2 separate regions of the Homo sapiens genome follow, and region 2 is linked to region 1. Evidence: chromatin contacts called from ENCODE Hi-C or POLR2A ChIA-PET data. All regions are on one chromosome and are shown on one strand. Each heading gives the region's core, a stretch centred on a gene start or an enhancer-like site at or near the end of the contact. The rest is flanking DNA. Distances are from core to core; before and after follow the strand shown. Region 1 has its middle 36 kb from the start of MIR1538. Region 2 overlaps NFAT5 (nuclear factor of activated T cells 5).

What was found. A loop is a pair of places that touch in the nucleus more often than their neighbours do. ChIA-PET counts read pairs that join two places held with the same protein, here RNA polymerase II (POLR2A). Pooled maps may share reads with other maps.
Region 2: a pooled map shows a loop between it and region 1 (4-fold over the local background). The contact joins two enhancer-like sites. A Hi-C loop is called at or near these places in 1 of 50 pooled maps. POLR2A ChIA-PET finds 5 or more read pairs at or near these places in 3 of 52 experiments (A549, HEK293 and activated T-cell).

What each region holds. Positions count from the first base shown.
Region 1 is chr16:69,527,470-69,532,480 of GRCh38, reverse strand. No RefSeq gene overlaps it. Among named protein-coding and RNA genes, the nearest start is that of MIR1538, 36 kb to the left of the region's middle. RefSeq lists enhancers at 1,521-1,815, 1,395-2,104, 1,374-2,573, 2,561-2,855. Within about 2 kb of position 1,705, at least 13 of the 41 ENCODE cell types and tissues checked have a DNase peak (open chromatin) inside an H3K27ac peak, as active enhancers do.
Region 2 is chr16:69,690,272-69,694,938 of GRCh38, reverse strand. NFAT5 (nuclear factor of activated T cells 5) reads right to left here. Exons shown (of 15, transcript NM_138713.4): 12 at 3,851-3,999; 13 at 700-3,190. Among named protein-coding and RNA genes, the nearest start is that of SNORD13H, 16 kb to the left of the region's middle. Within about 2 kb of position 2,711, at least 2 of the 41 ENCODE cell types and tissues checked have a DNase peak (open chromatin) inside an H3K27ac peak, as active enhancers do.

The DNA.
Region 1 (5,011 bases), core at 456-2,955:
CAGCTAACATAAATTGTTCTTGAATGGCCAGAAACAAAAACCAAACCAAAACACGAACCAATATATTACCTTTGGTATTAGATAATAAATACATGTTATTGAAATTCATAAAAGTTATCTTTTTCAAAAGAGATTTTATGATATGAGAAATACTTAGGATGTAATTTAAGCAAAAACAAAAGCAAGTTAGAAATTGCATGAACTTGCCAGACAAGGCTCATGCCTGTAATCCCAGAACTTTGGGAAGGAGGATTGCTTGAGGCCAGAGTTCGAGACCAGCCTGGACAACACAGTGAGACCCCACCTCTAAAAAAATGAAAAAGAAATTAGCCAAGTATGGCAGCATACATCTGTAGTCCAGCTACTTGGGAGGCTGAAGCTGGAGGATCACTTGAGCCTAGAAGGTCAAGGCTGCAGTGAGCCATAATCATATCACTGCACTCCAGCCTGGGTGACAGAGTAAGACCTTGCCTCAAAAAAAAAAAAAAAGGGGTTGCACAGGCTTGCACTGTTCAACATGGTAGTCACCAGCCCCACGTGCCTACTGAACACTTGAATGTGGCTAACTCTGAATTCAGATGTGCAAGCATGTAAAATATCTCATTTTTAATTTAATAATCATAAAAATTGCTAAATGTTTATATTGATTATATGATAAAATGATATTGTTGAAATATTTGGTTGAATATAATATATTGTGCAGTGGCTCATGCGTGTAATCCCAGCACTGTGGGAGACCAGGGCGGGCGGATCACCTGAGGTCAGGAGTTTGAGACAAGCCTGACCAACATGGCGAAACCCCGTCTCTACTAAAAATATAAAAATTCAGCCAGGTATGGTGGCAGGCACCTGTCATCCCAGCTACTCAGGAAGTTAAGGCAGAAGAATCGCTTGAACCCAGAGGTTGCAGTGAGTCAAGATCATGCCACTACACTACAGCCTGGGTGAGACTCCATCTCAAAAAAAAAAAAAAAAAAAAAAAAAAAAAAAAAAAATATATATATATATATATATATATATACACACACACACACATACACACACACACAATTTCACCTGTTTTTATTTTTCTTTAATGAGGCTTCTGAAGCATTTTAAATTACATATATGGTTCACACCTGTGGTTTGCATATTTCCTTTGAATAGTGCTGATATAGACTGCAGAAACTTGACTATATAATGAAAAAATACAGAGAAAAAAAATAGAATGGAAAAATACCAAACTCATCACTGTGATAAAGTTTAAACGATAGGATTATAGGTGATTTTTTCTGCTTCTTTGCATTTTTCTGCACTTTCAAATATTCTACGGGGTCCAGATCTCCCTGTGATAATTTGGAAAAGGGCAAAAGGAGTCTAGAATCTCTCCTGTACTCCTGGGGCAAAAACTATTCTTCCTTAAAAAGATTACATCTTATGGGGACTGTTATTTTGTGAATTAAAAAATGGGGTGCCAGCTAGTCTCCATGGTTCTGGGTATGACGGAGAAGGTCCCACATTCTGATCCCTGCTCTGGGCGAGGAGGGGCATCTTCCTCCTGCCTTCCCCACAGAGAAGGAACCAAGGGTATGAGAACTATGAGAAGCAGCTCCGTGGATGCTCAGAACATCCCTGGGCAAGGAAGTGAGTCATCCGGTGAGTCAGCCCCGCCGCCCTGCTTTCATTCTTGGGATTGTTCCATGTCACTGCTCCTCTCTGTTACCCTTTCCCCCCCACCCCCGCATCACATGTGTGGTCTCAAGGCAGCCCAGGCAAATCGCACTAAGAAGGGCTCCTGGGTGCTCAGCACCTAAAGTGGGTCATTCATGGCACTGCCTGCGGTCACCCACAAGCTCGCCTCTTACTCTCATGTCAACTCATCCGGCAAAGGTGTTATTAGCATTCCCATTTCACAGATGAGAAAACGAGACAGAGAGAGGAGAAATACTTGGCCAAGGGCTCACAGGTAGGAACAGACTGGGTCCTGAGATTCAAGTTCAGGCTGATTCCAAAGCATGTGTTTCCTAGAACTTTCATCTAGGTCTGCCACAAACAGGACTGGGAAGTAATATATTTTTTTTTTTTTTGAGACGGAGTCTTGCTCTGTCGCCCAGGCTGGAGTGCAGTGGCGCGATCTCGGCTCACTGCAAGCTCTGCTTCCTGGGTTCACGCCATTCTCCTGCCTCAGCCTCCCGAGTAGCTGGGACTACAGGCGCCCGCCACCACGCCCGGCTAATTTTTTTGTATGTTTAGTACAGACGGGGTTTCACGTGTTAGCCAGGATGGTCTTCATCTCCTGACCTCGTGATCCACCCGCCTCGGCCTCCTAAAGTGCTGGGATTACAGGCGTGAGCCATCGCGCCCGGCCAAGACTGGGAAGTAATTAACTTGTGTCTTCCAAGCCTCCATTGCCCTAGATTTCAGGAGCCTGAGACCTTCATAAGGTCTGATCGCTCTCTTACAAAACAGGTCTCTGGGAAAGAGTCTAAGAATCTGATATCAGACATTTACAACGAAGTATGAATTTAGGCCCATCATTACTCCTTCGGTGAAAACCTGCAATGTGAAGTCTTATTCCAATTGTGGGGTGAAAGACTAAAAGGAATGTCTACCACTGGAATACACACTGGGGAGATGTCTGGGGAAGAAAGGGCGTGTGCTTAGAGCTACTCTCTGTTGAACCGGACCAGGAGCCACCCTGGGCCATCTGCTCGGGAACGCAGTCTTGCTTCCAGTTTACTAAACCAGGTGGGTGGGGCCAAGGCCCAGGAAGCAGACGCTCATGTGATGTAGCTGCCACAAGAATCCCACCCCCTACAGATTCCTCCAGTGGAGAGTCACACCTAGGGATTAAGCATTTCCCTTTCTTTTCAACCTTTTGATTTTTTGGTAATTTAATGTTTTTATAGGTAATCTGTTCACATGGTTCAAAAATTATATACATTACACACACACACACACACACACAATTTTCTTTCTCTTTCCCTTACCAAGTCCTCCTTCTCCCTAATTCTTATCCCACTCCCACAGTCTCTGATGTTATTAGTTTCTTGTGTATCTTTCCAGAGTTTCTTTATGCATATACAATAAATGCACACATGCACACACAGCCACCCTTCTTTTTATACAAAAGTTTCAGGCTCTTTTTACAAAAGTAAAAATGCTACAGGGAAGAACACATTGCAATAAACACTTGAATTTAAAGGAATCTAGCCGGGCACAGTGGCTCACATCTGTAATCCCAGCACTTTGGGAGGCCAAGGCGGGCAGATCACCTGAGGTCGGGAGTTGGAGACCAGCCTGACCAACATGGAGAAACCCCGTCTCTACTAAAAACACAAAATTAGCCAGGCGTGGTGGCGCATGCCTGTAATCCCAACTACTTGGGAGGGTGAGACAGGAGAATTGCTTGAACCCGGGAGGCAGAGGTTGCTGTGAGCCGAGATTGCACTGCTGCACTCCAGCATGGGCAAGAAGAGCAAAACTCTGTCTCAAAAAAAAAAAAAAAAAAAAAAAAAAAAAAAAAGGAATCTATAGGTATTTTCTTTCTGGGGCCACTAACTAGGCCCCAGTTTTTTTTTCAGCTTTTGCGTTTTTAATGTCAGGTTTAATAATGCATAATGTACATGCAGTAAAATGTATCCTTTTTAGTGGGCAGTTCTGCAAGTTGTCACAAATGTATACAGTCTCACAGCCACTACTATGATCAAGATGCAAAAGGGCCCGGCGCAGTGGCTCACGCCTGTAATCCCAGCACTTTGGGAGGCCGAGGTGGGTGGGTCACATGAGGCCAGGAATTCGAGACCAGCCTGACCAATGTGGTGAAACCCCATCTCTACTAAAAATACAAAAATTAGCCGGGCATGGTGGCGCATGCCTGTAATTCCAGCTATTTGAGAGGCTGAGGCAGGAGAATTGCTTGAACCCAGGAGGTGGAGGTTGCAGTCAGCCAAGATCATACCACCGCACTCCAGCCTGGGCAACAGAGTGAGACGCCATCTCAAAAAAAAAGAAAAAAAGATAAAAAAGACTTCTCCCACCCCCACCACCAAATTCTTTGATGCCCCTTTGCAGTCTCCTCTATTGCCACCCCCAACCCCTAGCAACCATTGGTATGTTCTCTGTGCTTCTAGCTTTATGTTTTCTAGAATGTCTCATAGATGGAATCATACATCATTCCACAAAAATATGCACTCTTTTGTGTCTTGCTTTTCTCACTTGGCAGAGTGCATGTGAGATTCATCTCTGTTGTTGTTGCATATGTCGTGCATGTTAATAGTCTGTTTCTCGTTATTGGCGAGTTGTATTCCATTATTTGGATGTACCACAGTTTGTTTATCTGTATATCAGTTGAAGAGTTAAAGGACATTTGGACATTCATTTGGGTTGCTTGCAGTTGGAGGATATCATTTCCATTACTTCTCTTCTTTTTTTTTTTTTTTTTTTTGAGACGGAGTCTTGTTCTGTCACCCAGGCTGGAGTGCAACGGCATGATCTCGGCTCACTGCAACCTCCGCCTCCTGGGTTCAAGTGATTCTCCTGCCTCAACCTCCTGAGTAGCTAGGACAACAGGCGCCCGTCACCATGCCCAGCTGATTTTTTTTTGTATTTTTAGTAGAGACGAGGTTTCACCATGTTGGCCGGTCTCAAACTCCTGACCTCAGGTGATCCACCTGCCTCGGCCTCCCAAAGTGCTTGGATTACAGGCGTGAGCCACCCTGCCCGGCCTCTCTCTCTTTTTTTTTTTTTTTTTTTTTTTTTTAGTGATAGGGTCTCACTCTGTGGCCCAAACTGGAGTGCAGTGGTGCCATAATAGCTCACTGTAGCCTGAAACTCCTGGGCTCAAGCAATCCTCTCACCTCAGCCTCTCAAGTATTAATAGCTGGGATTACAGACACATCACTGCCCCTGGCCATCTCATTTTTAATCTTTATAATAGCCCCATGACTTGGACTCACTAGCCTCATCCTAGAGGGGAAATCTGAGGGCAGGAGAGGTTCAGTGGCCTGCCCTCCCACATCACTCAGTGGAT
Region 2 (4,667 bases), core at 1,462-3,961, 160 kb before region 1:
CACTGGAATTCATCTTAGGTTTCCTTTAAGCAGTCTAAAAATACAACTTTGCTTAAATATCAAAAGTCCTATATAAATTCCTTGGTATATAAACATTAAAGATGAGTTTCTACCTCCTTAGAAACTACTTACTTCAACTGGGTAAGGTATTATCTGTCATTCTGACTTCATTTTCCTTTTAAGTTTATAGCTTAAAATGGCAAACACACATTTTTATACATTGCCATATTTAATCCTCCCCAAATCCATGTAAAGTATGTAATATTATCACCATTTTAAATGAGAGAATTGAGACCCATAAAAGCCAAATAACTTGTACAAGATCTTATAGTCTATAGGTGATAGAGTTCTAACTACAATCTGTACTCTTAAAACAACTATACAGGACAGGTGTGGTGGCTCACGCCTGTAATCCCAGCACTTTGGGAGGCCGAGGCCAGCGGATCACTTGAGGTCAAAAATTCAACACCAGCCTGGCCAACATGGTGAAACCCCGCCTCTAACAAAAATACAAAAATTAGCTGGGCGTGGTTGTGCACACCTGTAATCCCAGCTGCTTGGGAGGCTGAGGCAGGAGAATCACCTGAACCTGGGAGGCAGAGGGTGCAGGTGCAGTGAGCTGAGATCGCACCACTGCACTCTGCTTCCTTCTAATAATAATAATGACCAATTAAGTAATGAAAAATTAGAGTTTCTTACTATTTTGAATGCCAAATAAGAACATTCCTGATGTCTGCTGAGATGAGCCAGGAGAATTCTGCAGTTGGTTCATTGTGCCTCCTGCTGTGTTGTGAAATAAAGTAGCCTGTGGTTGAGGCGAAGATGTGGCTCCTTGAATTCCAGGCATGTTGTTCTGAGGGGAATAAAGAGGAGACTGTTGCATATCTTGTTGATTTATACTGGTCTGCAAGGCAGACATGGATGCTGGAGATAAGAAGAGAGTTACTTGCTGCTCTTGAGAACTAGGTGACCCTTGTACCAACTGAATCTGAGGAGAGCTATGGAACAAGGGGGTCTGTGATGATTCCGACTGGGTAGGACCTGGGTTCTGAAGTGAGGAAACTGTGGACTGACTCTGAAATTGCATGGGCTGTTGCTCTTGATTCATTGGGGCCATGTTACTTTGTTGGTGAAAAATTGACTGGTTCTGTTGCTCCTGATTAGCCATTGGATTTTGATTTGGGTTGAATATCATGTTTGGTGGTGGTTGCTTTGGAGACGCCATTGTAGCCATGGTATTCTGATTACTGAATAAAATGCTCTGTTGTTGTTGCTGCTGCTGTTGCTGCTGCTGTTGCTGCTGCTGCTGCTGTTCCTGGGATGGAGAGTTACTCTGCATGGCAACTATTGAGTGCTGTGACTGGAACATGGTTCCTTGTTGGCTTTGAGGCATTGGATTAGGTGGAAGGGAGCCCAGGGCCACCTGAGGCTGAAATAAACCCTGCTGCGGGGGTTGTGCCTGTTCTTGGGAAAGCATAGGAGTCTGGATGTGTGATATTGGAGCTTGCTGTTGGAAAGCAGCTTGTTGTTCACTGTTTGATGTTGACTGAAGTGGAGAAATTGAGTTCGGTGCTGCAAAAAATGCTTCTTGGGCTACTGTGTTAGTCTGAAGATTATTCATGGGACTCTGGGAAAGAAATATGTTGGTTGACTGCTGGTCTTGAGGAACTGAAGAGCCCTGTAACACAGCAATGGTACTTTGAGAGTGAAACATTGGAGGCTGCATTTGTTCAGAGGAGGTTGTAGAAGTCTGACTGTGGACAATAGGATTTGGACTATGAAAGAGAGAACCTTGAGTTTCCTGGGAAAGGTTCTGAGCATCGGCAATAGGATTTTGAGGATGAAAAAGTTGGGCCTGTGAATGAGAAGACTGCTGCAAAAAATTTCCAGATTGAAGTGACATCATCTCATTCCCTTGCTGGAATAAACCATTACCTTGTTGTTGGGTACCACTATTCTGAACACTCATCATACTTTTTGTGGATGAAAAAAGGTTAACTTGAGGTTGATTGTCCCCACTATGTTGCATTTGGACCATGGTCTGAAAGACACTGTTCTGAATCTGTTTTGCTTGTGTTCCAGTTTCTTCTCCATCTCCTGAACTTGATGTCTGAAACATGGTAGTGCCAGGGGTTGCAACCTGCTGTGTGGTAGTTGTAGAAGTTTCATTTCCAGAAACTGCAGGAGGAGAAGAAAACAATTCACACTGCATTTGCATATCCTCATTGGTAGACAATGCACTCATCATGTGAGAAGTCTGCTGGTAAACTGGCGATTGCTGAAGGTTTCCATTTGCTGAAGCAGTTGAAGGGAATAACTCTGACTGAATCTGGGCAGCTGCCTGGCAGATACTCTGTTGCATCTCCATCACCATTGCGGCTGAAGATTCCATCACTTGCTGTTGCTGCTGCTGCTGCTGCTGTTGATTAGATAACGTGTTTTCAGACTGTGGATGAACACTTTCAGCTCTTCCAGGTAATAAATTATCTGGTCTGGTATGGACTGTTGGCTCTGTTGAGGAAAACATTCCAGGGCTTACACCACTCTGAATTTGACTGACTTGTTGAAAAATATCTGCACTAAGCTGCTCTTGAACATTCTCATTACCATCTGGAGCAGAAAATAAAACTGAAGATAACTGCTGCTGTGCCTCTAAAACTTGTTGGACCAAGTCAACACTTCCACTGCTGCCACTAGCAGTACTGCCTGTGAAACTCCCTGCTTGCAGCTGCTGAATAGTATTCTGAAGCTGACTCACACTATTTGGTGATGGAAAAATATTTGATGAAATCTGCTGCTGTAAAGTCTGTGCTTGTTCTTGTAGTGGTGACTGCTGCTGTTGTTGTGATGCCTCAGTCAGTTGTGACAAATTAACCACTGTACCATCTGACTGTAATATCTCTCTAGACTGAGTTTCTCTTGTCTGAAACTGTGTAGCCTGCTGCAATAGTGCATCGCTGTTGGGCAGCTGACTAGAAGCAGAAACTGCTGGAAAAGTACCAGGCTGTGAGATGTCCTGGGTTTGAATAGTTGTCAGGGTCTCTGGGTTGTATGCCTTGGGCTGAATCTGCTGCTGTTTTTCATTTTCAGAAGGTAGGTGGGAAGATGATGGTGATGAAAAAGAGCCATTTCCTGCTATGTTTGAGATGTTTTCTAATGTTTGCTGAGTTGATCCAACAGACTTTGTAGTCTAAAAAATAAAAATCCCCAAATATTATGAATATATAAACATTAAACAAGTTTGTAACATACATCAAAAATCACTATTGCTCTAAAAATATATGCAGGACCAGCTTTCCACTCTATATTATTATCATTTAGAAAACAGGTACAGGACTACAATTCTCCATAACATGATGTCTCATTTTCCTTGAGATATATTTTTTAAAAGTACGACAAGCAAAGATAGTCAAACAAGGAAGTAGAATAATCGGCTATTGATATGCTTAGGTGAATTAAGGGTAATCAGAACACAGTAATTTTATGGTTCATGAAGAGCAGGTATCAAAATATCTCAATTTTGTGGCTCCTCAGTAACATTACAGGGGATAAGACAAGTAAAAAAAAGAAACAGAAAGTTATGGGAAAAGACTGGGAAAAAAATAAAAACATCTCTAATTCTGAAAATGCTAAAATTAGTACTTTCATCAATATCTCATACAACATATTAATTCCTCCCTTGTATATTGGAAGTCACTATGTGGGCAATTTTGCTGAAGTATAAAGCATTCCCTCTTTACAGCAAAATTCATTAAGTGCATCCAAAGTAAAAATAATGTTAAAAAAATAGGAAAAGTAAAAGACAGCAATTTTTATATAGGAGGTTTGTGCACTAGTCAATACAGCTTACCTTAAAAATAGTGGAAGATCTTTTTTCTGCTGTTACTTCCATTGGAGTAACATCTTCACTCTTAATCATACTGCTTGGTATGAGTGGAGTCATCAGGGCATTAGGGATAATATTTACCTTATCTAAATTACATCCAGTAGTTTTCATTGCTGCATATACACACACACAAAAAGAAAAGTTTAAAATCACAAAATTTACCAACTATTTCATTCTAAAATTTGTTATTAGCCATGATTTAAATGTCTATTTTTTTGATGCTACAATGGTAGCATGAGATACAAACCTGGTATATTAAGATATATCTTCCCTTTTATGAAGTGCATTGGCTGGGGGACCTCTGGAATGGGCCTGGAACTATAGCTTAAATATTAATAATAAGCTTAAGCAGTTCAATTACCAAGCTATATTCCCCAAGACGGTTCCAAGTGCCTTGAATCATACTACCCAACCTGACCAAGAGTATATTATAGGATACAGCTTAAAAATCTCCAGGAGGATAAAGCTACTCAATTACAAACTACACTCTCCTCTTAGCATTTAGCTATCTGACAATATAGTCTCAGAACTTCTTAAGGACTATGAGATTGTCAGAGCACTTCTTTCTTAAACTAAGTTCAAGCTTCTCATTAGAAAATACCACCCAGTGATTAATAAATTTTGCTTTTCTAAATTAAAAGAAAACTAAATTAATTAGAAAACTTGAATATGACAAGTTGACACATGGACACAATTCTCTTTTAGACTGGACTTTAAACATCTTTTTTTTTTTCCCCAGAAATAAGGGCTATTTTAGGTTTACAAACCAAATTTCCCAAGC